7 separate regions of the Mus musculus genome follow, and all the other regions are linked to region 1. The links are chromatin loops, found by intact Hi-C in ENCODE. Cell type or tissue: left cerebral cortex. All regions are shown on one strand.

Region 1 (4,000 bases):
AAACGCACTTTTTGTACACACTAAAATAAATATTTTAAAAATATTAAATGCCCTGATTTCTCAAGCTAAGTGACTGTTCATGCACAACAGAAATGTCACAAAGAGGAAAGAGAACCTGTAGAGACCATATCCAGAGGTTAGGCACGGCTCCTGGTTGAGGAATGGAACCACCCACCCATCTCCAAATTTTAACTCAGAATTGCTCCTGTCTGAAGGATAAACAGGGACAAAGAGTGAAGCAGAGACTGAAGGAAAGGCCACCCGGAAAACTACCCCAACTGGGGATTCATCCCCTATGCAGCCACAAAACCCAGACACTATTGCTGATGCCAAGAAGTGCTTTCTGACAGGAGCCTGATACAGCTGTCTCCTGAGAGGCTCTGTCAGAGACTGTCCAATACAGATGGGGATGTGTGGGGACTCCAATGGAGGAGTTAGGGGAAGGACTGAAGGAGCTGAAGGGGTTGCAACCCCATAGGATGAAGGTCAATATCAGCCAACCAGACCCCTCAGAGCTCCCAGGGACTAAACCTTCAACCAAAGAGTACACATGGAGGGACCCATAGCTCCAGCTGCATGTGTAGCAGAGGATGACCTTGTATGGCATCAATGAGAAGGCAAGCCCTTGGTCCTGTGAAGGCTCAGTGCCTAGGGGAATGCCAAGGGCAGTGAGGCAAGAGCAGATAGGTGGGTGGGGATGGATGGGTGCCTCATAGAAGCAGAGGGAGGTGGGATGAGACAGGGGAGTTGTGGAGGAGAAACCTGAAAAGAGGATAACATTAGAAATGTAAATAAATTTAAAAAGAAATTTCATAGTGGTTTCCAAAGAGAATAAGACAGGAATCTAGAAATGAATGCTTGTAATTCAATAGATAGTCCACAGGTTGAAACTTTAAGTTTTCAGCTCATCCTTCTCTTATCTCCTCAGTTCACTCTTGTTCATTAACCAAAATCTGCACATGAAATGTCTCAGTATGCATGCTTTCTCTCTGTCTGCTTTGCTATAGTCTAAGATAACTTCCTTTTCTTCCCCTTCCTCCTCTTCACCTGCATCCCATCTCTGTTACTTCTTTTCATCCTCTTCCTCTTTTCCCTTCTTCATTTTTAAGACAGGGTTTCACTGTTTGCTCTGGAAGTCCTGAAACTCACAGAGTTCCAGGCTGTCTCTGTCTTCCAAGTCCTGGAAGAAGACCTATATACCACTACAACCCACTCTGAGATCCATTTCTTTTGCTATAATCTTTCACAGAGGAACTGTAAAATTCTTTCCATCATTTCATCCATGTTTCTCCTCACTCTTTCCTCAATTTTACTTCTGAAACTACAGACAACAGTCAATTGAAAACAAATAACATCAAGTCATTAAATATTCACAGTACTCCTGTTTATTGAATAAAGTCACATATAGCATCTTTATAATAAATATATATTACTACTAACTAATAACTTATTTATTTTAAGTTCTTTCTAATGTGACAACAGAACCCATTGTATGTGTGTCTCAGGAGTTATATTTGAAACTATAATTTCTCTAATACCCATCATTAACTACACAGAACACTTGAAATATCTTTCTTCATTAAAAATACCTAGTAATAAAAAATTGCAGTTCCATTTTTTTTCCTTAGATCATGCAAAAAAAAAAATCAAGGTAACATTTTTAAAAGGAAAAGGAAAGCCAATAAAAGGGGTAAGGGACCCTGCATAGGAGAACCAGCAGCAAGGACCAGCTGGTAGATGGGTCAGAAAGAGTAATCGGATGTGGTGAAATCAGATTATGTACATGTGTAAAAATGCCATTTTGAAGTTCATTTTTGCCGAAAGTGGATTTATTTTATTTTTAATTGATTAATTTTTTTACATCCCAATCACTGCCTGCCCCCTCAAAGAGTCCGACCTTCTCCTCTGAGAGGGTGACCCCCCCCCCGATATCCCCCCACCCTGGTACCAATGGTGCAATGAATAATGTGCCTGCCTATGTTTCTGAAGTACTTTATTTTGAACATTTATTTATGTAATAAAAATAAAGCTCATTTTGAAAGCATCTATTGGATGGAACACAGGGCCCCCAATGGAGGAGCTAGAGAAAGTGCCCAAGGAGCTGAAGGGGTCTGCAACCCTATAGTTGGAACAACAATATGAACTAACCAGTATCCCCAGAGCTCGTGTCTCTAGCTGCATATGTAGCAGAGGATGGCCTAGTCAGCATCATAGGGAGGAGAGGCCCTTGGTCTTGCAAAGATTATATGCCCCAGTACAGGGGAATGCCAGGGCCAGGAAGCAGGAGTGGGTGGGTTGGGAAGCAGGGCAGGAGGAGGGTATAGGGGACTTTGGGGATAGCATTTAAAATGTAAATGGAGAAAATATCTAATTTAAGAGAGAGAGAGAGAGAGAGAGAGAGAGAGAGAGAGAGAGAGAGAAAGCTGTTTAAGAACTTTAGCATATTGACCACTAGATGGTGATAGATCAGATTTTTATCCGTGGTTTCTCATGTGCTGAGGAAATAGCCTAACACATTTGTTTCTTTTCAGGATTTTCTCAGTTCCTCCATAGTTTCCTACAACCTTAGACAATGACAATTTGAGACTGTATTGCCCCAAATGAAGATAAATCTTTTTTTCTTTGATGTATATTTTTTTAATGTTTCAAAAAAATAGTTTTGCAGATAATAGTTTAGCAGAAAAAACAATTTTCTGCTATGGAGTTTGGTCAGATCCAGGCCAGCTACCTGCAGTGTAGATCATTTATCCTATAGCATGTGGTCCCACACACATCACTCCTGTCTGGCTTATGGATGATCTTAGTGAGCATACAACGTCAACCTCGGCTGTGAGCCGGAGCTCCCGGCTATTCACACAAGGATGAGCTGCAGAGAGAGGGGTACATGAGTGGATTTCACAATTGACTGGAAAGACTCTGTTATGAAAACATATGTATTTTAAAGAAGAAACATAACACTAGCATGCACAACTACAAAATGTTAGCACGCTTACAATTCAGTTTGCTAGCTGGCAAAATTCATTTCTTCCATGGGCCCAAAACAGCTTACAGTGGAGAGAAGGGCAGGAAACGAAAGAGAAATAACAACCTAAAGCCAAGGGTTGACCCAAACATCAAAGGTTTAGACCCACTATTTTATCCAAAACCCATATTTCTCTGTTGCTAATTTATACTAATTACCTGACCCTTTTTTAGCTGCCAGGGTTTCTTTAGGTTTGTCCTGTCATGCTTAATAATTTATACATATATTTTACATGTCTTTATTTTCTGCCTACTACCAGCAAAATGTGTGCCTCATAGTTTATGTCATAAACATCCACAGAATGCAAAATATCCCGTGTCTGCCATATAGCAACTACTAAAGAAGTGTTGGTATATAATTGGTTCAAAAGAAGCATTTTAAGGTATTGCAAAACATGGTTAGCCTTTAGCAGTGAGACTCATTTCTTTTAATCTTCTAAAGGTAGCTCAGCTAATTTACCTGCTCCAAATGCTCACTTACATATAGGAGTTGAGAGTCTATTCCCGGAACAAACTAAATTCATCAGCTTGTGAGGGCAACAGCTTTGCCTGGAGGACTTCACTGACATTTATTCACAGAAGGAAGCCACCCTAGCATCAGAATGAGCTGAGCAAGCTGTAGGTGTTGCAAATCAGGACTCCACTTAGAAAACCCACACAGCATGCACCAACAAAAATCCTGCACTTCGTCTTAAGGAACATGCACAGATGTGTGTGTGGGAATTCCTTAAATAAGAAGGATGGAATATAATTTTAGATCATGATGTTGCAATTGAGTGCTATGGGAGTGTGTCTAGGGAAAAACAAAACCAGAAGAACAGGGCATTTTAAGATAGAATGTGAATAAGAAAGTCTGAATATCCAGCACATAAGACTCTGTCAAGATTCCCTTTTGGATTGCATTTGAAAGCATGGATGGTCAAATGTATAAATAAATGGTGATTGTGTGTGCATGTGCATGCACACATGCATGCATGTG
Region 2 (4,000 bases), 140 kb after region 1:
GTTGTGATCTGCCATGTGCGTTCTGGGAATTGAAGCCAGGTGCCCTCAAGGAGCAGCCATTTTTCCAGCCCTACTTCAGACTGATTTGATGTCTGATTCATGATTTACAAATCTTTACATTGTTAAATATATTGAATTCTTATCTAACTTTGATGATGTAGTTAGGAAACCTTTTTACTCCTAATCCCAACTTCATAAAATGTTTGATTCCAATACACTAAGGAATTTATGTTTCACATTTGAAATTTTAATGAAATTGAGTTTAGTGTAAACTTTAAGGTAAGAATTTTATTTTGAGGGAAATTATTTAAATGTCCAAATATATACTTTTTCATTGACTGAAAGTTAGCTAGGCATCAACCAGCCACAGAGCTAACTTCTCTTTTTGGATTCCTGTTTTGACTTCAATTTGGGCCTCTAAGGTAATCTTACCTATCTAAGAATTCATTGCAAAACAGGTTTATTTTAAAATTCAGTATTTCTACACATTTTTTTTTTTATTTCCAAAGGGACTACTTAAATTATCTTGTCCATCATGTTGAAGAAAACCCAAAATGTTCTCCTGTCCATGTGTAATATATTAGCACAAATTCTTAATAACTTAGATCAATGATATGAGGCACATATTCAAGTCTCACTTTGTTGAAGGAAATTGTAAGAGCACCTATGATATTCCCTGGGTCCTGCATACTTCCCTTTCAACCCTTACTCTTTACCCCTGGTTCCTGAAGCTCCAGCAACACTGACCGAGTGAGCCCATGTCTGGTGGCATCCATCCCCTCACAGGCAGCTGGCCCACTGCTACTCCTTGTACACTGCACACAGCAGATCTTTGTCATCCTGCAGCTCTTAATAGAAGAACGGTGTCTTCTTAAAGAAATCCTTGTGTCCTGGTGACCAGTCAAATCAAGTATGATTACAGCTGACTTTCCATCAAGATGGATGGCTTTCCATCCGTGGATGGCTTCTGGGAAACTTTTATAAACTCTTTATTTACTTCATTCCTCCAGCCTCAACCTATCCCCAAGATTGTAAACACAATGAGACCCGAGAAAACCCCTGCCCTACTAATTAGTAGAAGCAGGCAGAATTGGATAGATGGACAGATGGATGCAAAATGCCTTATTTGCTTTCACAATTCCATTATACAAAGCTTTGCATGTAATTGGTGGTCTGAAAGCACCTGCTGAGCAGAAGAGTTTCATATTTCATAAAGTTCCAGCTCCTTAAAGGTAGGGAGAAGGAGTATAGAGGGGGAGTGAGCACAGATTGGGGTCCACAGATACTCAGTCTATTTCTATTAATAATAAGAGAGTCTCAAAATCGAGCAGATACTTATTATATTATGAAAAAATAGTATTACATGTTTTGAAATGAATGGATGATCTACTGAGAAAGCAAATTTTTTGAGGATCAAAAAGAAGAGTGCATTGATGTGCTGGGATTTGAATTGGGAAGCCTGTGGTAAGTGAATTAGGCTACCTGAGAACAGAGAGATGACAATCTCCCCAGCACAGTTTTGCACACTTGCCAAGTCCAAGTCCAGGTGACAATTCTAGCTGTTTTGCTGCTACATAAAAAAATGACAGTTTCTGAGAAGCATAAACTATTCCAACTCCATCAGAAATAACCCAGAACTTGGAGTGAAACCACAATCAAATTTGAAAATTCACACGAGATCACTGCCAAAGTCTGCAGAAAGGAACTGTCATTTTTAGAATGAAAAGAGTTCTCTCGAACTATATGCTTACTGGGAAAAAAAAAAATCAGAGCTGCATGTTTAAAACCCCTGACTAAGTTCCTTAGCAAGTTGGAGGAGGGGCAGATTCTATAGTAGTCAGTAAGGAGGAAAAGACATGCCCCGTGGTGAGCATCTTTGAGTTGGCCTGAAGGACATGAAATGGCTAGCCCAAGAGCCCAGAGGATGCATGCTAGAGCTAACAGTCCCACCTCCACACAAACCCACAGGGCCCATACTGAGATACCATTCATGGACTCAAGTGCAAGTGTGTTCTTGTGGCCTTTAGAAAATGTTCATTGACTAGAAAACATTAACTTCAATCTGAAAAAACACAACCTGCTGCATATGTCCTATGATGAGCTAGACAAATCCATTTCAGAGGGAATTTGCATTATTAATGCACATCTATGTTTTCTGCTTTGTTCACTGGTAGGAAATTCCTTTTCAAACATGTTTTATATGCCTCCAATTATTGACATGTACCTTTGGTTGGTGTATTTTGAAAACAAAAGTATCTCCATTAAATAAATTCAGTGCTGTCATGGTATATTCACATGCTATCCATCTTGAAAAATGAATACTGGCCGGGCGTGGTGGCACATGCCTTTAATCCCAGCACTCGGGAGGCAGAGGCAGGTGGATTTCTGAATTCAAGGCCAGCCTGGTCTACAGAGTGAGTTCCAGGACAGCCAGGGCTATAGAGAGAAACCCTGTCTTGAAAAACCAAAAAAAAAAAAGAAAGAAAATGAATAGTGTTTTGCTTTTCCTTAGTTGTAGTGAACTTAGAATAATTAATTTGCTCTTCCGAACCTGGAGTTCCTCATGGGTAAAGACGAGAAGAAACATCCTTCTATTCCAGCCGTTGGTTTACATAATATTATATATGTTGTAGTTCAAATAATTTTATTTCTTTTGTCTCCATATAATTTTGTCTCTCTCTTACAGAGAGAGAGAGAGAGAGAGAGAGAGAGAGAGAGAGAGAGAACACACTCACACAGAGAGGGACACAAACACACACACAAATGCTGTTGCCCATATTTAAATACATTTAAAGCCATGCTTAACTTAACGTGATCTCCTTTTCTTCTACTGGTTAAACATTTCAGTATCATATGTATAGTGGCTCTTGCTGCCAATATCAGTTATTGCTTCATTTTGAATGTCAGGAAGAGCCTTTTTAATAACATGATATTTAAAGCTAGAAAGTTGCCATATCAAAGCTTTAATGAAGCAGCTAAGAACAATAGCCTTGTCTTCCCGTGTTTCCTGAAAGCCCCTTAGCATCTCTCTGACATGATACATAATGAGAGGGAGGGATCCTTCCAACACCTCCATTTACTAATTATTCCATTTGCCATTTCCAGGATTTCGACTATTCTCCAGACAAAGCTACCTTCTCTGTCTAGACCTCAGTAGAAACAGTGCATACAGAACTTTTATCAGTACATCGCCCCTAGCAAAGACTGCATTGCCAGTGTCAACTATAAGCAATAGCAGATTACTTTTGCTTCTAAAATGCAAACATACAAAAGATGATCCAGGGTCCTACACTGACTCCTCTTCTATCAGGACTTCCAAGGCCACGCAGAACTCTAGGGTCTGTCAATCTCTGTATCCATTTCTTTCAGAAGGAAAGTGTCCCTGACTGACAGAGCCTTTTCACTGGAGACCAAGACAGTTCTCACGAAGGGAGGGGCACCCAGTGTCCCTGTAAAATCTACAAAATAAATATGCTCCCATCATTTTAACACAAGAAATAAGAAATGTTTAATAATAATAATAATAATTTTAAAAAAAACAAAAAGATTTAATATTCCAAAAAGAAAACTATTCAGTGAAAAGCTTAGGATAAATTTGAATATTTCAGTGTAGTTAAAATGATTTCAAAAATCTGAAAAAAAAAAAACAAAACAAAAACCATGAAGGTAGATTTGAATCAATCTACAGATACCTCAGAGGAACACTATCCTTGTATCTTTATTTTTAAATCTATTTTTCCCTTTCTCTCTTTCTCTTCTTTTTCCTGTTTTGTTATGTTTTGGTTTGGTTTGGTTTAGATCTGGTTTTCTTTCTTCTTCATACTCCTCCCTCTCCCTCTTTCATCATTCTTTATCTTGAGTGAACAGTAAAAAAATTTGAAGAGGCACTTAGTATCTAACCATGACTGTCAAAACACCTTAGATAAGAGAAATTTCATTTTCTCTAGGAGACTAAATAAACCAGGAGTCCAAAGAAAGTTACAAATTAGGAGGACAAATT
Region 3 (4,000 bases), 810 kb after region 1:
CACCAGAGGCCAGCGCTGTGCTGTGGCACTATGGTTTACACTGGACCCTCTTTACCGAGAACTGGTGAGTCCACACCAGGCTCTCTGGATTGACTACTCTGTAAAGTCCTTTGCATCATCCCTAAGTCTGTAGTGGCTTTTGCAGTAAGATTTGGGGAAAGCGGAGGGGCTGGGAAGGAAGTTTTGTACCCAGTTGAATTCTAACTGTGAAGACATGTGCAGAAATAGATCCACTAGCGCATCTTCGTTGTCACAGCAAATGTTGACTATTGAACTCACTGGCACCATTGTACCATGGTACCAGTGGACCACGGACAGACAGACAGGGACTTTCTCCTGGTCATGAGTAAAGTTAAAAAAGCATTCAAACAACTCTGACTAGTTCATGCAGCATGCATGGGAAAGACGAAAGAGACCTGGAAGACCATTAGTATTTGCTACACTATTAAGTTGAATTTTAAAATAACATTATATTTGAAGTGTCCGGGACACTCACTGTTTCAATCTGTCAAGAGCCCTGCAGTTCAGACCAGCAGGCAGAATAGAAACTCCAGGGAGAAAGCAGTCCATTTCCTTTAGGGAGTACCTTCCAAGTCCTTCTCTTGACTCAGTGATATCATCAGCTTAAAAATATCCATCAGAGCGTCACCATAGCTCAAGAGACTGAGTGTGGTGGTCACTAAGGGTAGATCTGAAGCTGACACAGAAGTCTACTGATGACTTCAGAGTCTACTGAAGAGCTGAATGTCGATAAAGTGTTTTACACCTTTAAAGGTTTGTTTCTTGTTATTGTAGCATCTCTCTAGGTTGAACTGGTTGTACTGAAACTCACAATGTAGACAAGGCTACTTTTGAACTCACAGGGATCCTCCTGCCTCTGCCCCCAGTGCTGGAATTTAAGGGATGCACTAAATAGAGCTAAACATGCTTTCTTTCTTTAAATTATGTTTGTGTGTGCACATCTGTGAGTGTAAGTGGAGTTCTGACGAGGACACCTATCCCCCTGGAGTTGGAGTAAGCCACCAGACATGGCAGTTGGGAACTGAAAACAAGGCCTCTGAAAGGACCCTATGCATCGTAACCAAGGTCATCTCCCAGCCCCCGAAATTCTAGCCTTAAAATGATGTGCATAGTTTTCCCTTTAAATTTCTAAGCTAAACTAAATCCAGTTTCAGCAGCAGCAGCAGGAGTTTGAAAAGAACGTTTTATTTTTGTCTACACCCTCAAAACACTTTCTCTTCACGTCTAGGTAGGGCTTTAGGTCAGAACTGAACAGAAGATGAACAGAAGAAAAGTACAGGGGAGGTCGGCAGCCAGGAAAGGCGCGCACCTCAGTAGCATCTTATGTCGGGGCTGTAAGAACAGCTTGCACTAGCTCAGACACAAAGAAAGACAAAAAAGGCACCAATGGCCAGAACCTAGCAGAGGCCAGATAACTTTCTAGGATGTGTCGCATCCTCCTTCCCCTGTAGTTTCTCTTTCCCTGTGTTTTTAATCTACAAAATGCCAGCACCATTGCTCTATGCAAAGGTCTAGACAGCAAATTGTGGAAAATTCGGCACCCTACTTTAGTACTAATTTTATATCCGCCACTCCATCACAATAAATTGTAGCATTTTATTAAAAAAGTTAATACATAACTTGTTCACAGCTCCTTCCTACTCAAGACACTTCAACACCAGTGTTTATGCTACATGGAAAAGTACTAAGAAACTTCTCCAGTGTGCAGGCTTTAGTGCCATCTAGTGGTCAGAGTAGGAACTGACAAGCACCTCGTAGAATTGCTAGTTGAAAACTTTCTACTCTGGATAAACTTCCAGGAATCACCTGAGAGTCTGATCCCTAAAACACTAATGCCTGATTCCCACCTTCAGATGTGTGTATCTAACTATTTCCAGAGCTTTCTGAGTACCAGGAGTTTAAAACTTCCCAGGTGCTTCTATAATGTAACAAAATTTGTGAATCCCTGGTTTAAACACCAACTTAGGATTTCTGAACTCAGAAAACCTGTCTAAGAAAAGTAGCAGATTCTCTATATAAGTTACTGTATGGTGCATGGTTGTGCATGTCTTTACTCCCAGCACTGAGGAGCAGAAGCAGGTGGATTTCTGAGTTTCAGGCCAGCTTTGTCTACAGAGTGAGTTGTAGTACAGCCAGGGCAACTAAGAGAAAACTCTGTCTCAAAAAATAAAAAATCATATATATGTGTTATGTGTGTGTGTGTGTGTGTGTGTGTGTGTGTGTGTGTGTGTGTGTGTATCAGTGTGTGTGTGAGAGAGAGATCAAAAGAAAGAAAGAAAGAAAGAAAGAAAGAAAGAAAGAAAGAAAGAAAGGAAGGAAGGAAGGAAGAAAGAAAGAGAAAGGAAGGAAGGAAGGAAGGAAGGAAGAAAGAAAGAAAGAAAGAAAGAAAGAAAGAAAGAAAGAAAGAAAGAAAGAAAGAAAGAAAGAAAGAAAGAAAAGAAGAGAGAGAGAATCTTTAGGGAGTATTCAGTCACATACATACATACATACATACATACATACATACATACATAAGATATTAGATGGTCTGTAGACATCTGTCCCAGCACTTGGGTTTCTTCCCTCTTCTTTTTCTTTTTATTAGATATTTTCTTCATTTACATTTCAAATGCTATCCTCAAAGTCCCCTATACCCTCCACCACCCTGCTCCCCTACCCACCAATTCCTGCTGGCCCTGACATTCCCCTGTACTGGGGCATATGATCTTCCCAAGACCAAGGGCCTCTCCTCCCATTTATGGCCGACTAGGCCATCCTCTGCTACATATGCAGCTAGAGACACAGCTCTGGGGGGTACAGGTAACAGACCCCTTCAGCTACTTGGGTATTTTCTCTAGATCCTTCATTAGGGGCCCTGTGTTCTACCCGATATATGACTGTGAGCATCCACTTCTGTATTTGCCAGGCACTGAAATAGCCTCACAAGAGATAGCTATATTAGGGTCATGTCGGCAAAATCTTTCTGGCATATGCAATAGTGTCTGGGTTTGGTGGTTATATAGGTTTCTTCCTTCTTAAGAGAAGCATGTACTGAGAGTTTCTTGTGGTCATCAAATGTGAAAGCTTTGCATGTGTGTCAGCTTGCTGAGCCCCATGCTTTCAGATGTAACGATGCAGTTTTCCATTATTTAGTATCTCTGCCTGTATCGTTATTAACTCCCAGCTCCTACCTGGCAAGAGCTTTCTTTTCAAGTCAGAACACAGTTATTCTTATAACTTAGTATGCTGAAAACTGTACTAGGACCTGGCAAAGGGGAACAGAAACTGGACAGGACAAAATTCCTGCTTTCATGGAACTTAATGTCAAGCCAGAGAGATGATAACAGGGACCCACATTATTAAACAACTGGGCAAGTTTTTTAAGAATTGTCTGCAGTAAATGATCACTTAGGGACATAAAGAATCAGTTAGGGAAGGTTTAATTTGGGAATTAAATGTAGGCAATAAGATTTATAAGCTGAGCATCCCTGGGGAGATGCACTCTAGGCCTTCATTCCCATAAATACTTCTCTTTTCATATAATAGAGCCCTTGACAAGAGGTAGTAGGTTTTCTGGGCACTGGAAATATTTCAGTGACCACGACAATGAGATCCTTCTCTCTCCTTTTTACAACCTAAAAGAAGAATAAAGGACTGCAAATAAGCAAAGGTGTGTAAATAATCAGATTTATTACAACAGCAATACACCTATTGCTATATTTTATATATAGTCTATATAAAAATAGAATAACATAACTGACTTAACAGTAGATATTAGACGAACTATTTACAAATGCAGGATATGTGAGCCAACTACAAGGAACACTGGAAGAGAGGGAGGATGGCTTGCAGAAGACCGGAGGTTTGGGGTAGTGTACTTGAGAAACAAAACTGGATGGGGAGGCAGCTCAGGGTTGCAGCACACGCCTTGCATGTGCTTAGCTTCTGGACCCTATCCCTAGCACCAAGAAAACAAACAAACAAACAAACAAACAAACAA
Region 4 (4,000 bases), 200 kb after region 1:
ACTGAACTTACCCAGTGTTACTGAACAATATACAAAAATCCCCTTGCTTCTTGATATTAGCTACAGAATATGAAGTAGAGATGGACCAAAGAACAGGACTAGAAGGCTTGGGGCAATGGAAGGCATTGCTATAACTTCAAGCTTCTTCTCCTTGTCTTTTTCATCCTTTATCAAACATTAAAAACCTTCTTTGCCAATGCAGGATGCCTCCTATCAAGGCAGTTCCCAGGCTGGAGGCTTGACCTCAAAAGGAGGAGGAAATTCGCATTGCTCAAACATCAAATGATCAAGCGAGTCTACCTGTGGACCATGTTTAGAAAGCACTGTAAAGAACTGCTCGGGCCTGCCAGGTAAGGATGACTGCCCCCAAACCTGAACACCAGAAGAGTTCCACCCACATGGTGGAGAGATAGGATTCCTGAGAAATTTTCTTTGACCTCCACACACATGTGCATCATGTGCATGCACACACACACACACACAGTCCTTTGACCTCCCCACACACGTACACACATGTACCCACCTACACACAAAATTGAATGCAAAAAATATTTTTAAATGCTCAAACTCTAAAGGCTAAATATCATTCTACTTTTAGATTTAAAAAAAAAAGTCACACCAAGGTAGTAGAAAATAACCCTTCTCAAACCCAGTGAAGCCAATATTAGTACAGAGCAATATTTGCCAAAGTCGCCAGGCCAGGCACCACTCTGAACATGTCACTTGAACTGTTCTATTTCATCCTCCTAACTACCCCTAGGATTCACAGGGGGCATTCTAGTGTCCATTTTGCTACTTGAAATAGTCTCAGAAAGGTGAGCTAAACTGCCCAAATTTACACAGCCAACACAAGGCAAAGGCACAGACAGAAGATAACCTTTTCAGCTTATTGGTAACCATAGCTTATTGCATGGAAAAGCATCTAATGTTTTCCGTAGCGCCTTGGTTCACAATTTCACAATCAGTGGGTTTGCGGAGGGAAGGGAGCAACTGTCTCCTAATGGAAACAGCAGAAGTTCGCTTTCGTGTTTTTGATTTTCTCTTTAACTAGGCTTCCCTATTCCCAATTAGGACTTAGAGGTAGAAGGAGGCTTCAGGCACCAGCTGTTCTAAAGGACAGGCATCCCATGTCCTGCCCACCACCCCCACCCCTCAAGGAAAACAGTTCCTGCTATCTCCAAGGCTGGGAGAGTGGTGGCCAGCACCTGTAGTCTCTTCCTTCTTCCTGAACTCACTGCCTGAAAGAGACCCTAGGCAGGAACGTCCCTCAGAAGAAAAAAAAAAAAAAAAAAAAAAAAAAAAGCAGGTCAGGAAAGGAGCTAGCAAGGCTGCTTGCTGGCAGCCTCTCCCCAGGGCTGTCATAGCTGGGACTGCGAGCTACGATGTGATGGAGTGGGTGTGCTGGGACACAGCCTCCTGCTCGCCTCAAGCTTACAGCGGCACTCCTGAGAACCCTAGGCACAAGGACCCTGAAATAGATCCCTCAAAAGCCTGAGAACCCGCACAGCCCCGGGCGAAATAGGCCTCCAATTTGCTAAGTTCGAACCCCGACCGCCCTACTAGTTAGTAGTGTGATTTGTTTAGCCTGGCCACAGTCTCGCTCCGTGTCTCAGTTTTGCTGTCTGTAAACCAGAAGGGTTGTGGAAGACGATCTACAAGAATTCCTACTACCCGGAGTTACTGCGGCTGGCCATTTCAACCCAGCCCTCCCTGCAGAGCAAGACTCACCTTATCGGGCCAGCCCAGCAGGCTCGGCGACAGCGACCAGATGGATGCAGGGTGGCCGACCACTGCCTCTTTCAGCGCCCTGGTCCAAGCCGAACCTAGGAAAGCCAGATGCTGGCAGCCTTCCCCGACTAGCCTCTTACTTTCCGCCGCACTTTCTTTTTCCCCCTCCGGAGCTCCTCCCCCGCCACCGCGCGATTGGCCCTGGGATCCAGTCACAGACTCCACCCACGCGGTGAATCGCGCTCCGCCCGCGATCCGGGCTTCCCAAGGCTAGGGTTGGGGCCGCACGCGGGGCAGTCCCGCCCGCCGCGAGGAGGAGCCGCGTGGGGTCCGCCCGCTGGCGGATGCCAGGCTGCGCTGGGTGCCACCGCGTGGGCCACTGGGGCTGGGGCGGAACGTGCAAGGAAGGGCTAGCCCTGCAGCCGGTTGGTCTCAAGACCAAAATACTCAGAGCAGGTCCAGAGCCTCTGCACACCTAAGCGCACCGTTGTGCTCCACTGAAGATCGCGGTCCTGCAACCCAAGTGGGTCCTAGCCTACGGTTCCTTTGGTCTGTGTATTCACCTGTCACATACTAATGGCCATGAGTCGATTAAGGCTGCACCCCAGAGAACCCACCATGTGTCGAGTTCCTAGAGCAACAGGAACCAGCGGCAGCACAGCCTTCTCCTTAGTCAGGAGCCCTATCTTGCTCTGCTAGAAGTAGGGGACACAGGAAAGAGAGCACCCATCATGACAGTAGGACATTATCAGTATCGTCCACTATCATAATCAGCCACTAGTATAATGAGAGGCAAAAAAGCTAGCATTCAAGACGAATAAGCTGACAAAGAAGAATGCATTGGTGATTGAATGGAATAATCGATTACAGAAGAAAATAATTTTCTATTCCGTCATTCTCCTATCACCGGGTCCTTAGAAAAGCTTTAGCTGCCATCTCTACTATACACTGCAGTTATGTAATCATCTGAGGATCTGTATAATGGTCTTCCTTACATCAGTTTCCTTGTTCAAAAGCCTCCTCGAGAACAAGGCCCTTCAAACACGGTCCTCATTTCAGAGTATCCCCAACAAAGGCAATCTGCCAACCATACTTGTCTCTTCTCACAGGCCTTGCTCCTTGCCACCTCCTTGTCTGCCCCACCCTCAAACTACTTAACTGTGTCTTATTAATTTGTTTATTTGAGAAATTGAGTCCCAGATGAAGCAATTAAGCAATGAGGAAAGGGGTGTAAAAGGAAAGGGTGTGTGTGCTTGGGAACAAAATAAGAGCCAAGAAAGGTCAGCCTTCCTAAAGATGCTGGCTGTTCAAACCTTGCACACTTCCGTGACACTGCTGTAACCAAAACACCTGAAAGGACAACTTAAGTGATGGAAGCAACTACTTTGACTCTTCTGCTCCAGTACCTTTGTGTTGCATTGTGGGAAGAGGAGAGGCTGATCACTTTCTGCACCAGCAAAAGCACAGGGAAGGAAGAAGGCAAGGGACCAGATAGAACTGTCACATCCGTGCTGCACCAACCTCCTTCCTCCAAACTAGAGCTCGAACCTAAATTTCCAGACTCTCCCGAAACAGACCAGTTATTCAACACACAAACCTATGGGGGAAGAGTTCATATTCACACTGCAATACCTTCCTAAAAGAACTAACTGAGATGCTTCTGTGTCTCCTGACCTCAAGACAATTGAGCCGTTACATTATTATTTTATGTATGGATATCTGACACATACTCCATGCCCATAAGATTGTCACTGATGCAAAGAAGAAATGATCTAGGACATTTTTTAAGTTACTGGTGATAAGCACAAATAAAATTCTTTGATTTCTTCCTCATTCATTAAACATATTCCAGGCATCAACTTTTCCTTTTAATGTAGTACACTTATTAAGCACTACACTAATGATTTTGTAGGTTATCTACAAAATAGAAGGCATAAATCAATCACAATGGCCTCAGATATATTAATTCACTCAACTCTCACAGCAACAGATAGGGTGCCATGCAAAAGATGTAAAGAAAGTTTAAATAATTTTCTCAATGCTTTCAATCTAAAAGTAGAAGATACAAAAGTCAGGACCCAAGCAGTAAGCATCGACTTTCCAAAACATTCACCTGGATGAACTACCTTGGGCTACCCAGAAGCCAGGAAGATTATGTCAGTTGCCAATGGACCTAGATATTATCCTGGGCAATTAGCAACTGCACATAACATGGAGATGGAAGGAATTTTACAAACACAGCATATTATTTTATCCTACATAAATAGTAGAA
Region 5 (4,000 bases), 230 kb after region 1:
CTATTAAGCTTTCTGTCTGCCAGGAGACTCCCTGTGTTGCCCTCTGGTGTTGTAACATTAAAGGCCAATTAAAGGCTTTGTTTTTTTTTCATGATTAATGTAATTAATTCTTTTAAAAGAAATATTTATAGGAGTACACTGTAACTATCTTCAGACACTCCAGAAGAGGGCATCTGATCCCATTACAGATGGTTGTTGAGAAGTGAACTCAGGACCTCTGGAAGATAGTCAGTGCTCTTAACCATTGAGCCATCTCTCCAGCCTGCTTACTGGTTTCATATATATGAAAGGTTGAGCTTGTGATAGGAAGCAGCAGCAGCAGCAGCAAGAGTTTGACTGGGTGGCTGGAAAGTTCCTGAGAGGTGTGTGTGTGTGTGTGTCTGTGTGTGTGTGTGTGTGTGTGTGTGTGTGTGTGTGTGTGTGTTGCAGAGTTGAGAGTGGAGGAAAGAGACGGGGAAGATGGAAGTATATGGAAGGGCAGAACTAGACAGAAAGCAGGGGGTGATGGCCAGGTTCACTGAAAGAATTTCAGGAAGCTGTCAAGCCTCGATGGGTCAAAAGTGGCACCACCAACTACTGTAAAGATGCAGTGTGCCAGAATACAACCTGGAGAGCTGTAACACTAGCTGGCCCTGAATACTACTGCTGGCTGTCACCTAAGCCTGACTATTAGACTAGCTGTTGAGGACTGGCCTCAGGCAATAGGAGTTAAGAGCAATAAATTTAGCCCTGACACCTAGATCTGGAGCTCTCTGGCTTCTGAGGCTCATGTTCATTAATTGTTAGTTTTCAGAGCTTGGAGGTATAAGCCTCTGATTCTATTAATCCAACACGCAAATATTCTGCCCTCGAGGACCTAGCACCTACACAAGATGTATTCCTTGCCTACTTTAGATTTCCATCCACAGGAAGCAAAAAGATTTTACCACTACAAAGAACACTGAAAAATTATCTACTGCCTGCGGACAAGGAAGTTGGAAGGGTGGCTAGGCAGTTAACACCAATTGTTGCTCTTGCAAAGGAACCTGACTTCAGTTCCCAGGACCACATGACAGATCACACCTGCCTGTGATTCCAGTTTCAGAGGATCTTATGCCCTCTTCTGGCTCTTGTACACCCTTCATGCACATACACTCACACAGACAAAACGGGCATGCACATAGAATAAAAATAAATGTCTTAAAAATGTATCAGATCCATTAATAAACAAGGCAAATCCACAGGGGATTAAAGTGCCCATTTAGAGACTGCCAGCCTCAGCAACCCTGTCTCTGCCTCATTTATAGATGCGGACAATGATCTCAGGAAGGCAATGACTCTCACCAGATAGCGTGCTGAAAGTTAGGGAGGGGACCAGGTGTACGATTTAGTCAAGTGAAAAACAAATTGAAAGCTAAGTGGAAATTTCATGGCTACTAAGATTCTTCTTTGCAAAATGGAATGCAATGCCTCCCTGAACTTCACTTACACCCACAGCCATGTCTGTTTTATGCAGTATTTACAGCCTCAGCTACAGTGGGAAGTGGTGACTCTCCATTTCCATCTGTACTCCTAGGGCACTCTGGTATCTCTGCACTCCACCCCTATGACTCTTTATGTTTCTGTATTAGAGATCCCTGCTGAGGAAACAGAGAATTGCAGATCCCCCTTCCTTCCTTCAGAACTCCCTGCCCCCACACTCACACACACATTTTTCTCTTGAGTCAGTTTGTCAAACCTTTTGTTGTTTACCCTTTAGTGTTACAAATAAGTCTGGTCTTGCCAATATCAACCAAGTCGCAGCATTATTTATACAGCAGTGGTTGCTTTCTGCATCTGTGATTATAACCCAAGGGAAAGACTGGAGCTCTGCCTGGTCTATCAAGTGCTTCCTTTTTGCTTAAGTCATTAATGTTCCAGCCTTCAGTTCAGGGTTTCTGCCACGGCTTTTATCTGCTAAACTAATGTTACATTAAAGTGATAAATGATGCTATAAAAATGAGGAACCCCGGCTGAGGGATTAATGTGAGGTACCCTTTAAAGGGGATTTAGATTATGTGTTTTAAATGTATTTGTTAAAAGATTCCTTGAACACTGTTGTAATACAGCAGTGTTAAAACCCTGCATTCTGATGTTGTCTGTTTAAACAATGTCAGATCGTCTGTCTCTCCCTACACAGGCATCGAAGATAAATCTTCTCATTAAATGAAGCTCCTTTGGTACCATCCACATAGAAGCCCACGGTAGGCAGATGATTAAGCTGCTCCTCTGAGCTCATTACCATTCGTTTAAACACTGCCTTTCTCTTTCAGATACCTTCCTTTCCTGTAGCCTTCACAAGACATGCCCTGTTTTTATACACTCAAAGTGCTGAAGTCCTGGGCTGGTGGTCTAACATGGACAAATGTGATTTGGCAGAGAAAAAAAAAAAAAAAAAACAAACCTTCATTTCTAAGGATTGTGCCGCTGAAACTTCTCTTTAAAAAATTGTTACTTAAACCAATTACCGGTCAGGAGAACCAGATCACTTAGAAAGTAATTAAGAAAAATGTCAGTTTCTCAGTTTTATTACAGGTAGATACAATGTTTCACCTTTCTGAGAACTTTTTAGAACAAAGCTCTTTCTCAGTCACTCCTTCGAGCAACCTCTCTTGGAGTCATTGCATCATGAGATAAATGTGTTAATTCTTGGAGATGATTACATGCCTACTCTCTAGAATACTGCCATTAAATTATTCCTTCATATTACCTATAAAGGGAAGAGATTTTTCTTCACCCTGTCTTTAATCTTCTGTCATTTATTTTCCTAAGATTTGGAAGCACTTACGATAACGGATGGTGTCAGTGGAAGAGGCTTTGCAGCAGAGAGGTTTAATTACTTTGCAGTGCTATGAGGATATCAATTAGAGTTTGCAGGGAGTTTCCTTTCTATTTCTTAAACAGTGTACTTCTGTTTTGAGTTAAAGCAATTAGAAATCTGTGCAGAGCAGCTCTTACGTGCTACTTTCAAAAGCATGTCTGAGCCCAGTTATTCTGCTGACCTTTTCCAAAGTAGTTGATTCGGGTTGATGCAAAGAAATAAACTGTTGTATTGTTTCAAGGCAAGGTACCTCAGAGAAGGCTTTGGTCATTGTTTGGATCTAGTGGAAGAGTAAAAGTCTCTAACGTGAAGTCTCCCTACATCTGTTACTTTTGCTCCTTTCAGAGACCTGATTCACAATCTTGCTGATGTTGCATCTTTTCACATATTTAGAGATGCAGAAAAATCATGTTTTACCCCTAGCAAGCCATCATTACAGTTACATGTGTCTAATTATATGTCCCCTATATCTAAAACTATTTCTACCATATATTTATTTCCCTCTACTTTCCCATTCTCTACCTTAACAATTATCACCTCTTTAATTACATAAATGATTTCACATGATTAAGACCTAATTTTTCATACTATCAGATCCTGTTTTAGCTAACCCCATATCCATTTCCTACTGTAGGCACTTTTAGAGGTCTTTTGAGCTGGTGTTGGACAGTTAATGGATTTGTGGGTCACATGTACTAATCTTCCTATTGATCTTTAGAACTGTGTTTAATTGCCCTGGAATAAGGAAGGCACAGGCAGAACATTTCTATTTAGAATATTTTAACAGAAAGTAAGCCTGGTGTTTGTTATTAGCTGTTCAATTACTGTATTTTATTATATATAGATTATACATAGTATGTCAATACCCTTCATTAAAACATTACATGTCAAATTTTCACAAAGGGTCCACAAGCATGCTGATTGATAATCCCTGAAGAAATCCAGAGAAAGGGGAGACTCCTGGTTCCCTGCCCAATCTAAGGAGTTGCAATCTCTATGCTTTTCTAACAACCCCCATGGTGATTCCTAGATTGTATGCTATTTAACTAGCAGAAACTTATCTACTCAGCTTATGTCACAGCCTTATCTGAGTTTTGTTTTGTTTGTTTGTTTGTTTGTTTGTAACACCAGCTTTCTTACTTCTGGATGGGCTGTATTCTT
Region 6 (4,000 bases), 140 kb after region 1:
TGGATCTACATTGAGTACATTCTGCTGGGTCAAAACAAACAAACTAACTAACAAAACAAACAAACAAAAAAACCACCAACAACAACAACAGAAACTCACATAGCTGAGATTCTAAAAAACTCCAAATCATAGGGACAGAAAAATAGATCAGAGGCTTCTGGGTACTGGGGATAAGTGATCAACCAGGGGCAGAATAAAACACTTAAGGAAAGTGGTGAAAACTATCATGACCCCAATTGTAGTAGTTGTTATTACTGTTAGATTAATTTGTCAAAATCCCTAAACTCCATACACAAAAATTCTTTATTACATGTAAATATGAATTAAAAAAGAGAATAAAAACAAAATCTCAAAGTGCATTTCAATACTTGGTGATAATTGTAAAAACCAGAATGGGGCAAGTATTTGCTCAGGGACATTTTTCAATGCCTTTTCCCCACAATCTCCAAGAGTAAAATTGTAACCATCATTTAAAGCCTCAATTGGACACTACACCTCCAGACATAGCTGTCTGCTCTCAGTTGGAAGTAATTTCTCTCACTTCAAAACCTCTATAGTGCTTTCTCTGGACCTACTATAACCCTGACCACTTTCCACCTTGTATAATTGCTATTTCAGGATGTGGCTGATTCCCCAGCTAGACTGTGAACGTAAAGGCAAGGACCAGGTGCAGCTCACTCTGCACAGTGCTCAGCACGAAGTCTAACAGATTAAGGTGTGTCAGTATAGGGTGGCCTGAGTGAGCCCACCTGAAAGCAGAGATCAACAACTGCAAAAACATGGACGTCTGTGCCCTCTCATAATGGCCTGCCATGTCTGCCATGTATTTCTGTACAAAATGATCTCATAGCTAGCACAAGAAGGGAAATCACTGCCATATATTATATCAGTGCATTGACTGGTGAAGTACTTACTAAGCATTTACAGAGCAAAGCCTCTGCTTATCACTAAAGGTGGATAAACTGAGCTTGGCCCCTATGGGCTTTCATCCAATAAATAACTGACGTTATATAACAAATTAACCAAATAAGGAAAGCCTAGGCAATCAAAAACCGATTGCTCTTTGAATGGGTATCATGAGGAAATACTTGGCAGTTTAAAGGGCTTCACATAGAGATCTCATAAATTTTGAGCTTTTAGTGTTTGTTGGTACAGCATGTGTTTCCTGAGGCAGCTAAGGGTGAGAAGCAAAGTTTAAAGAAATGTATGTGAAGATGTGAAGGAACAACGTCCAACAAGAATGAACTTGTGTATCGGGATGTCTGAAAGAAGCCCGTGGGACAGAATGAGCAGAAAGGGGCCGGAGAGTGGATCTGTCAGTAAAGGCACCTAATGCAATGCCTGACAATCTGACTTGTCCTCTGAGAAGTGTACCCTTGTGTGTACCATGCATGGATACACACTCACTCAGAGATACACACACACACACACACACACACACACACACAGAGTGTGACTTTAAAAAAATACACAGTGAAACATAAAGTTACTGAAGTGCCAGATAAGAATCTGAACCCATACTCATAAGAGCCAGAGGCAATGGAAATAAAATTCTGGGAACAGCAAGAACACTATCAGAATTTTTATCAGCAGACATGGTTAGTCCAAAATATTTTCACTAGGTGACTAGCTGTTTTTTTGTGTAGAGATGGATTGTAAGGAAGAAAAAAAAAAAAAAGCCTGTGAAAGTACTGTAGAAAGTCAGTCAAATAGCAATATACTGTGGCTTGTACTAGGATGAGCTAAGATGGAAAGATGTGGATGGAGTCACATGAGAGATGTGACAAGCAGATGAGAAGAGAAAGAAAAGGGACAGGGACTTTGTTCGGTGGCTCTTCCTTTTCTTTTCTATCTTCTTATTTGGTGGTTGGGTGGAAAGCAAGTCATGGTGCCTGCATGTGAAAGTCAGAGGGCAATGTCCCAGTTGGGTCTTTCCTTCCACCTTCTGGGTTCTAGGAGCTGAGCTCAGACATGAGGACAAGCGCCCTTATCCACTGAGCCATCTGACCAGCAGGGTTCAGAGGCTCTTAAACCTCAAAAACATTTCCATTTTAGCATCCTAGAGAGGTGGAGTCAAAAGGAGCTGAATTGTCTCACAGACAAAGACACATGGATTCTGATAGGCTACGTAGCTTACCCAAGGACACCTAGCGAGTCACTGTCGGACCTGAACTTCTGCACTAGGTATATGTTATGTTTCTTATGGTAGTCCACATTTACATTTTTGCTTTCCATTTTTAAAGTGAATACAATAGCAGCAATGGTGTTATTCACGAATCATAGGGAATAGCAGAAGACATTTGGAAAGAAAGAAAGAAAGAGAGAGAGAGAGAGAGAGAGAGAGAGAGAGAGAGAGAGAGAGAGAGAGAAAGAAAGAAAGAAAGAAAGAAAGAAAGAAAGAAAGAAAGAAAGAAAGAAAAGGAGGAGGAGGAAGAAGAAGGAAGGGAGGAAGGAAGGAAGGGAGGGAGGGAGGGAGGGAGGGAGGGAGGGAGGGAGGGAGGGAGGGAGGGAGGGAGGGAGGGAGGGAGAAAAACACAGGAGAGTCCTCCATCACTCTGCCTACTTTGTTTCCTGTCTTAGTGAATACCCTGGTCTTTAGCAATTGTCCTAGAGTCCCAGATGAAGAATGTATGTCAGAACTGACATGGAGTCCTCCAGAGAAGGAAAAGTGGCAGAGAACAAGGGGGCCAGAATTGCACTGGGCAACTGAGTGGGGACGTGCTATTACCTGCCCTTGAACTCTTAGAACAGTGCTAACTAAAGAAATTCTTAGAATGAGCACAAGTCCTTTCGGGGCTATGGTTTAATAATAGGAAAACACATCGTAAACTCTCAGCTGTAATCTCGACCCAAGATGGTTGATACTTACTCATCTATCATCTCCTGAGTGTATGATGTCCAACTCCTGACTCAGTCACCTGAGTATCTGCTGCTTCTTGTTGGTAAGAGAAAGCTTTCAGACATAACAGCACAATCATTTTCTGCTTTACTTTTCAGATAAGTATACATGTCTATCTGCATCCCCATCCATGGGAGCAGAAAGCAGCATCATGGTAGCATGGATCACTACAGCCAACAACAAAAGTCAGCTATACATCCTTCACATATATTTTTTCTTTTATGAAATGTAGTTTACATTAAGAATCCCATTTTATGGCCTGATATTAACTTCTCATTAGCTAAAACATAGCACTTATAGCAGTAATAACAGGAAAAAAAAAGCTGAACATGGTGGCTTGTGTTTATAATGCCAACACTTGGGAAAATAAGACAGAGGATTGCCATGAGTTTTAGGCCAGCCTGGGGTGCATGGAAAATTCAAGGCCATCCTATGATACTGAGAGATACTGTGTCTCAAAAAAAAAAAAAAAAAAAACCAAAACAAAAAAAAAAAAAACAAAAAAAAAAAACAAACCCTGCATACACAGTAAAACACTCAGTCACCTTGGTGAAAAATTTGATAGTTATTCAAATGTTAAAGCTGAAGTTGTCATGGCCCAGCAATTCTCCAATGGAAATAAGAGTACATGTCTTCAGGGAAGATTAGACAAATGCTCACAGCAGAGACAACCCTGTGGCTTAGCAATGACAGTGGATATACTGTAGAGTATTATCTGCTAATAAAAAGTTGTTAAGCATTATTTATCTGGGAGACTTTTCATTAAGTGAAAACACTGTACTAGATGAAACTATCACAAAAGTCCATTTATAAAAGGATCCAGAATTGACAAATCTATAGAGGTAGAAATTAGATTAAATTATATTAGTTTGGATGAGGGTAGGGGAAAACTTACAAGGAAGGACTGGTGTTTTATAAGTGGAAAGTTTCCTACAATCATGGGATGTTCTACAGTTAGATTGTGCTAGGAATGATAAGGACAACATGCCTGATTTTAATGTTTATAATACATGGCATCTTTGGGGAAAAATAGATGATGTCCTTAGTTGACAAATGGTATAGAATCCCAAAGGCCTGTCAGGAGAAAGGTCAATGGGCCAG
Region 7 (4,000 bases), 540 kb after region 1:
ATCAGTTCCTTGAAAAAAATTTTATATATAAAATGTATATTGAACACATTTACTTCTTACTTTCCATCCAATTCCCCCAGGATTCTCTGTCACATCTGCCTCCCAACTTAATGTCCTCCTTTATTTACTTATTCTAACCAATTGAGTTTAGTTACTGTTGCTTATGTGCACACTTCTGTGGGGTCAGCCATTTGATCATAAGGAACCTACAAGTGGCTAATGAAAAGTGACTGTTAGCCACAACCAATTTCCAATGGCTCCTCAGCTGGCTGGTGACTTAGGATTCTCTTCTCACTACATGTTGGAATTTATAACCAGATTAATATTATGCAGGCTTTGTGTAGGTAACCACAGATGCTCTGTGATCATGTATGCAAAGGAAATATCATATCCAGACAACAGCATTTCACAGCACTCCTCTCCCATCCTCTGGCTCCTACATTCTTCACTGGGCCTTGTCTGATAGGGAATTGATGTAGATGACACATCTAAGACTGAACACTCAGAATCACTTATTATTAAGAGAATGCCCAGTAATGTTCTGTATGAAACATTACTCACTATAGCAAGATTTCTGGCCTAAGTCAGGAACTCACAAATACATGGACATAAACATAATCACTTAGCAGGCATCTCTACAATGTATTCATTTAGAAAAATGGTATCAATATGTTCTCCCCTAGAGCCTATGACTAGCCATAGGTTTGGACCATGTTTCCAGTTTGAGACATGCATTATTTAGTGTGGAACAGTTCTTAAATCCAACTCAGATAGTGTTGGTAATGCTCACAGTCTTGATTCTACCACAACAGTGAACACATCTTGCCTGGCAGGTCAGTAATTGTCACATGCAGCATCTAGTACAGGATAATACCATTGATGTCTTTTCCCTCTCAGTAGCCTGAGTAGCATCTTTCAGAAGCAAGAGTTTCCCAGTCAACTCACTATTGACTTCTGTGTGTCCTGCATCAGAGTGTGTAGTGTCTACAGAAACAGAATAACTCTTGCAATCTATTTGTGGTGAATAACCAACAGCAACTGTGGTAACCTGTGGCATTTCAGTTGCCCCTAGGATATGCTTGGCCAATAACTTGTAGGTAGAAACTGTGGTAAGAGCATATTCTAACTTCCCCTCTTAGACTTACTGTGGGGTTTATTTCTGTTATACTCTCACCTTATAGGTACCAATTTCCTTGCCTTTTCTTTGCTTCTCCCTCTTGCCTTCCCTCCTCATTTTGCTTTGTTTTGCTGTTTGTTTTCCCCATCCACTCTGGTAGTTTCAGCTTTCTATAATGCTGCAGGCCTTTTAGAAACCGCAAGAATGAAAAGTTATCAGAGATAACATTTTAACCATGGTTGCTGGTAACTTGAAGATAGTTAAGAAATATTTATTGAGCCATCATTATCATAATCACCACACTAGGGCCAAATCTGTGTATTTTTCCTTTTCACAGAAAAATAGTTATCTTTGTAAATGGACAGAGCTATGATAGTTGGCATATTAATTATCTCTTTCCATGGGTAGGAAGCAACAGACTTGTTTTGTAGAACAAAAGAAAGAAAATTCCTCTGGGGACTTGTTCTACATAGAGCTCCTAAGCTGAGAAAGAAACTTTCTGGGTTTTTGTTGTTGTTGATTTGTTTTGTTTCTGAAATCCCTAAAGTTTTGCTGCTAGGAACCTAGGCAGAACAGACTACAGCACCCAAGATACTGTTAGGTTAATATAAGAATCTCATTTTGGCAACTTGATGTTTAAAAAATAGTATGTTTCTACAAGTTTCCCTTTTAATAAAGAGAGAACAATGCCACAAATGGAGAAGGAAACAAAGAGGAAAGGAAGAAAGATGTTCAAATGGAACAAGAGGGGGAGGATAAAAGGAAGAAAGAAGAAACGGAAGGAAGAGAAGAAAGAAACAGACAGAGAGAGAGAGAGAGAGAGAGAGAGAGAGAGAGGGAGGGTGGAAGGAAGGAAGGAAGGAAGGAAGGAAGGAAGGAAGGAAGGAAGGAAGGAAGGAAGGTGAAGAAAGGGTGGGAGAGACAGAAGGAGGGAAGAAGGAGAGAGGGAGGAGCAAGGGAGAGTGGGAATATATTGTTCTGGGTTTAAGGTTGAAGAAGGAACACAATGTATGCTTCTAATTGTGTTCCCATGGCTCCACCTGCTGGCAGAAACTTTATGATTCGCAGTGACAAGCACTTCAGAGCACAGCAGTGTAGATGCAGGCTGAGGCAAGCCCGGAAGTCACATTCTTCCAAACAAACTTAGCTCACTCTGTTCTGAATGTGGGAATGAACTACCAAGTTTGAGATGTGAGAATCTATACATTTCTGTTGGTTTTAGCTGCATTAAAGCACTTTGTATTGTTAACACGTGGTCACTTTTTAATTTATTAAGACAACACAGACTAGAGATCATATAAAAGTAAATTTTATTGGAATCCATTACCAGTAACCACAAACATAATATCTCTATAGATTATAGATTGTATAGAGGAATTTTTATTAGATAACCATCTAAATAAGCATTTCTATCTATTCACGGAGACCTGTCAAAAACAGGTGAGGAGAGGAAAGAAAGATGGGGAGAGAGGGAGAAAAGAGGACAGGAGACAGGAGAGGAGAGGAGAGGAGAGGAGAGGAGAGGAGAGGAGAGGAGAGGAGAGGAGAGGAGAGGAGAGGAGAGGAGAGGGGAGGGGAGGAGCTCTCGTTTAACTATGAGAGAATGTCTGGAATGTCTTCCTCATACTTCTGGCTCTGAAAGGTAGAAAGGAATATACAGTAGGCTCATATGTGGCATCTCTCCGGTTGTGTTTCCCTGATTTTACATTAGTGGAATAACTATTAAAACATTTCTCTTTAACCTTTTTATGATCCTCTTACTATTTACATTTGACAATTACTGAGTTCTTATCTAGAATAGAGATAGACTAGACCGATACACTACTTATTGACACATTTATTTTTGTTCTTGCACATTTTTAATGGAACAAGAACTACAACTTACATACCAATTTTCTGGAAAAAAATACCTGTGCCAACAATACTCAAGCAATGACCATGGTAAAACCCAAATAATTATTTGGGAGTGAACAAATTTTATTGAAAACTTGTTAATAGGTGAATAAATAACCCGACAAAGAAAGGGATTTTGAAAAGTTGAAGCACAGTTTAAAATTGCTAGATGTTCCTAGAAATGAGCATCAGTCAATGAAACATAAGCTATACTCTGTGAACAGATTAAAATCCAGGAGAGAAGAAATACAATATGCATGGTACTTGATGTAAGCTCGGTTTTCATCACAGAATATGAAACTTGTGAAGCAGGAACTGATGATCTGGGATACTTGCCTGCTCCACCACTCAAGCACTATGTGGTGTGAACCCAGTTTGCATGCACAGTTGGGTGTGGCAGTCCATGCTATAGTAACCCACACTTGGCCCAGCATATTATTACATAGGATACTTCTACCTCAAAAGATTTCTTGTATTTAGAAACCCACACATGCCTCTTTTTTGACCTAGACTTTATTGGGATACGAAATCAATTTCCTAGATAAGGTGGCACATGTTTGCAGCTTGTATTGCATGGGTATTAGAGAGATTGAAACCACAAGAAGAAACAGTGGCTTTTGAAAACAGTGCAACTAGCCAGGTACTATACTTTGGTAAATAAAAAATAAACTGTTTTAGATGAACATAATTTTCTGAAAATCAGCTTAGGGGACACAGTAGCAGGTGGTGATTAATATTCTCACCACCCAGCTCCATGACTAAGGCAGACTTGCCGATGTTGTAGCTCATGGTACCCTGCAAGTCAAAAGAAATGTCTCCAGACTGACACTAGACCCAATAGGGTACAGCTGGATGACAGGAGAGTGCTCATCCTTGGGGACACCTGGGGACAGCACACGTTCCTTAGGTGAGGTAAAAGACCCTCCATAATATCAATAACACAGACAGTGGAAATAATTGCAAATAATGACTTGATGAGCATGCTTGGAG

The links. Peaks named below come from ENCODE experiments on the same cell type or tissue, not always from the same donor. Only the 100,000 strongest peaks of a DNase experiment are listed, where the experiment ranks them.
Region 2: it touches region 1 in a loop (4-fold over the local background); 3 of 42 quality-filtered maps call a loop at or near these places.
Region 3: a loop joins it to region 1, with 2.8 times the contacts of the local background. A loop is called at or near these places in 2 of 42 quality-filtered maps.
Region 4: it touches region 1 in a loop (9-fold over the local background); 4 of 42 quality-filtered maps call a loop at or near these places.
Region 5: a loop joins it to region 1, with 2.6 times the contacts of the local background. A loop is called at or near these places in 2 of 42 quality-filtered maps.
Region 6: a loop joins it to region 1, with 3 times the contacts of the local background. A loop is called at or near these places in 3 of 42 quality-filtered maps.
Region 7: a loop joins it to region 1, with 6 times the contacts of the local background. A loop is called at or near these places in 10 of 42 quality-filtered maps.

Annotation. Positions count from the first base shown.
Region 1 is chr16:26,775,810-26,779,809 of GRCm38, reverse strand. No RefSeq gene overlaps it. Among named protein-coding and RNA genes, the nearest start is that of Gm20319, 22 kb to the right of the region's middle. In left cerebral cortex, a CTCF peak has its summit at 2,468 (motif pointing right); DNase peaks (open chromatin) are centred at 2,391, 2,928 and 3,664; H3K27ac peaks cover 927 bases.
Region 2 is chr16:26,632,640-26,636,639 of GRCm38, reverse strand. All of the region lies in intron 2 of Il1rap (interleukin 1 receptor accessory protein), which reads right to left. Among named protein-coding and RNA genes, the nearest start is that of Il1rap, 53 kb to the right of the region's middle. In left cerebral cortex, no CTCF peak of the experiment used is centred here; a DNase peak (open chromatin) is centred at 1,637.
Region 3 is chr16:25,961,788-25,965,787 of GRCm38, reverse strand. It overlaps P3h2 (prolyl 3-hydroxylase 2), which reads left to right. Exons shown (of 15, transcript NM_173379.3): 14 at 1-64. Among named protein-coding and RNA genes, the nearest start is that of P3h2, 140 kb to the left of the region's middle. In left cerebral cortex, a CTCF peak has its summit at 1,747 (motif pointing left); DNase peaks (open chromatin) are centred at 1,372 and 1,744.
Region 4 is chr16:26,579,615-26,583,614 of GRCm38, reverse strand. Il1rap (interleukin 1 receptor accessory protein) reads right to left here and starts at 1,910. Exons shown (of 11, transcript NM_001159318.1): 1 at 1,729-1,910. In left cerebral cortex, a CTCF peak has its summit at 2,042; DNase peaks (open chromatin) are centred at 1,456, 1,617, 1,948, 2,839 and 2 more places; H3K4me3 peaks cover 2,536 bases; H3K27ac peaks cover 2,116 bases.
Region 5 is chr16:26,544,568-26,548,567 of GRCm38, reverse strand. No RefSeq gene overlaps it. Among named protein-coding and RNA genes, the nearest start is that of Tmem207, 20 kb to the right of the region's middle. In left cerebral cortex, no CTCF peak of the experiment used is centred here; DNase peaks (open chromatin) are centred at 1,511 and 2,168; H3K27ac peaks cover 170 bases.
Region 6 is chr16:26,640,434-26,644,433 of GRCm38, reverse strand. All of the region lies in intron 2 of Il1rap (interleukin 1 receptor accessory protein), which reads right to left. Among named protein-coding and RNA genes, the nearest start is that of Il1rap, 61 kb to the right of the region's middle. In left cerebral cortex, no CTCF peak of the experiment used is centred here; no DNase peak of the experiment used is centred here.
Region 7 is chr16:26,232,491-26,236,490 of GRCm38, reverse strand. No RefSeq gene overlaps it. Among named protein-coding and RNA genes, the nearest start is that of Gm41436, 17 kb to the left of the region's middle. In left cerebral cortex, a CTCF peak has its summit at 2,165 (motif pointing left); a DNase peak (open chromatin) is centred at 2,164.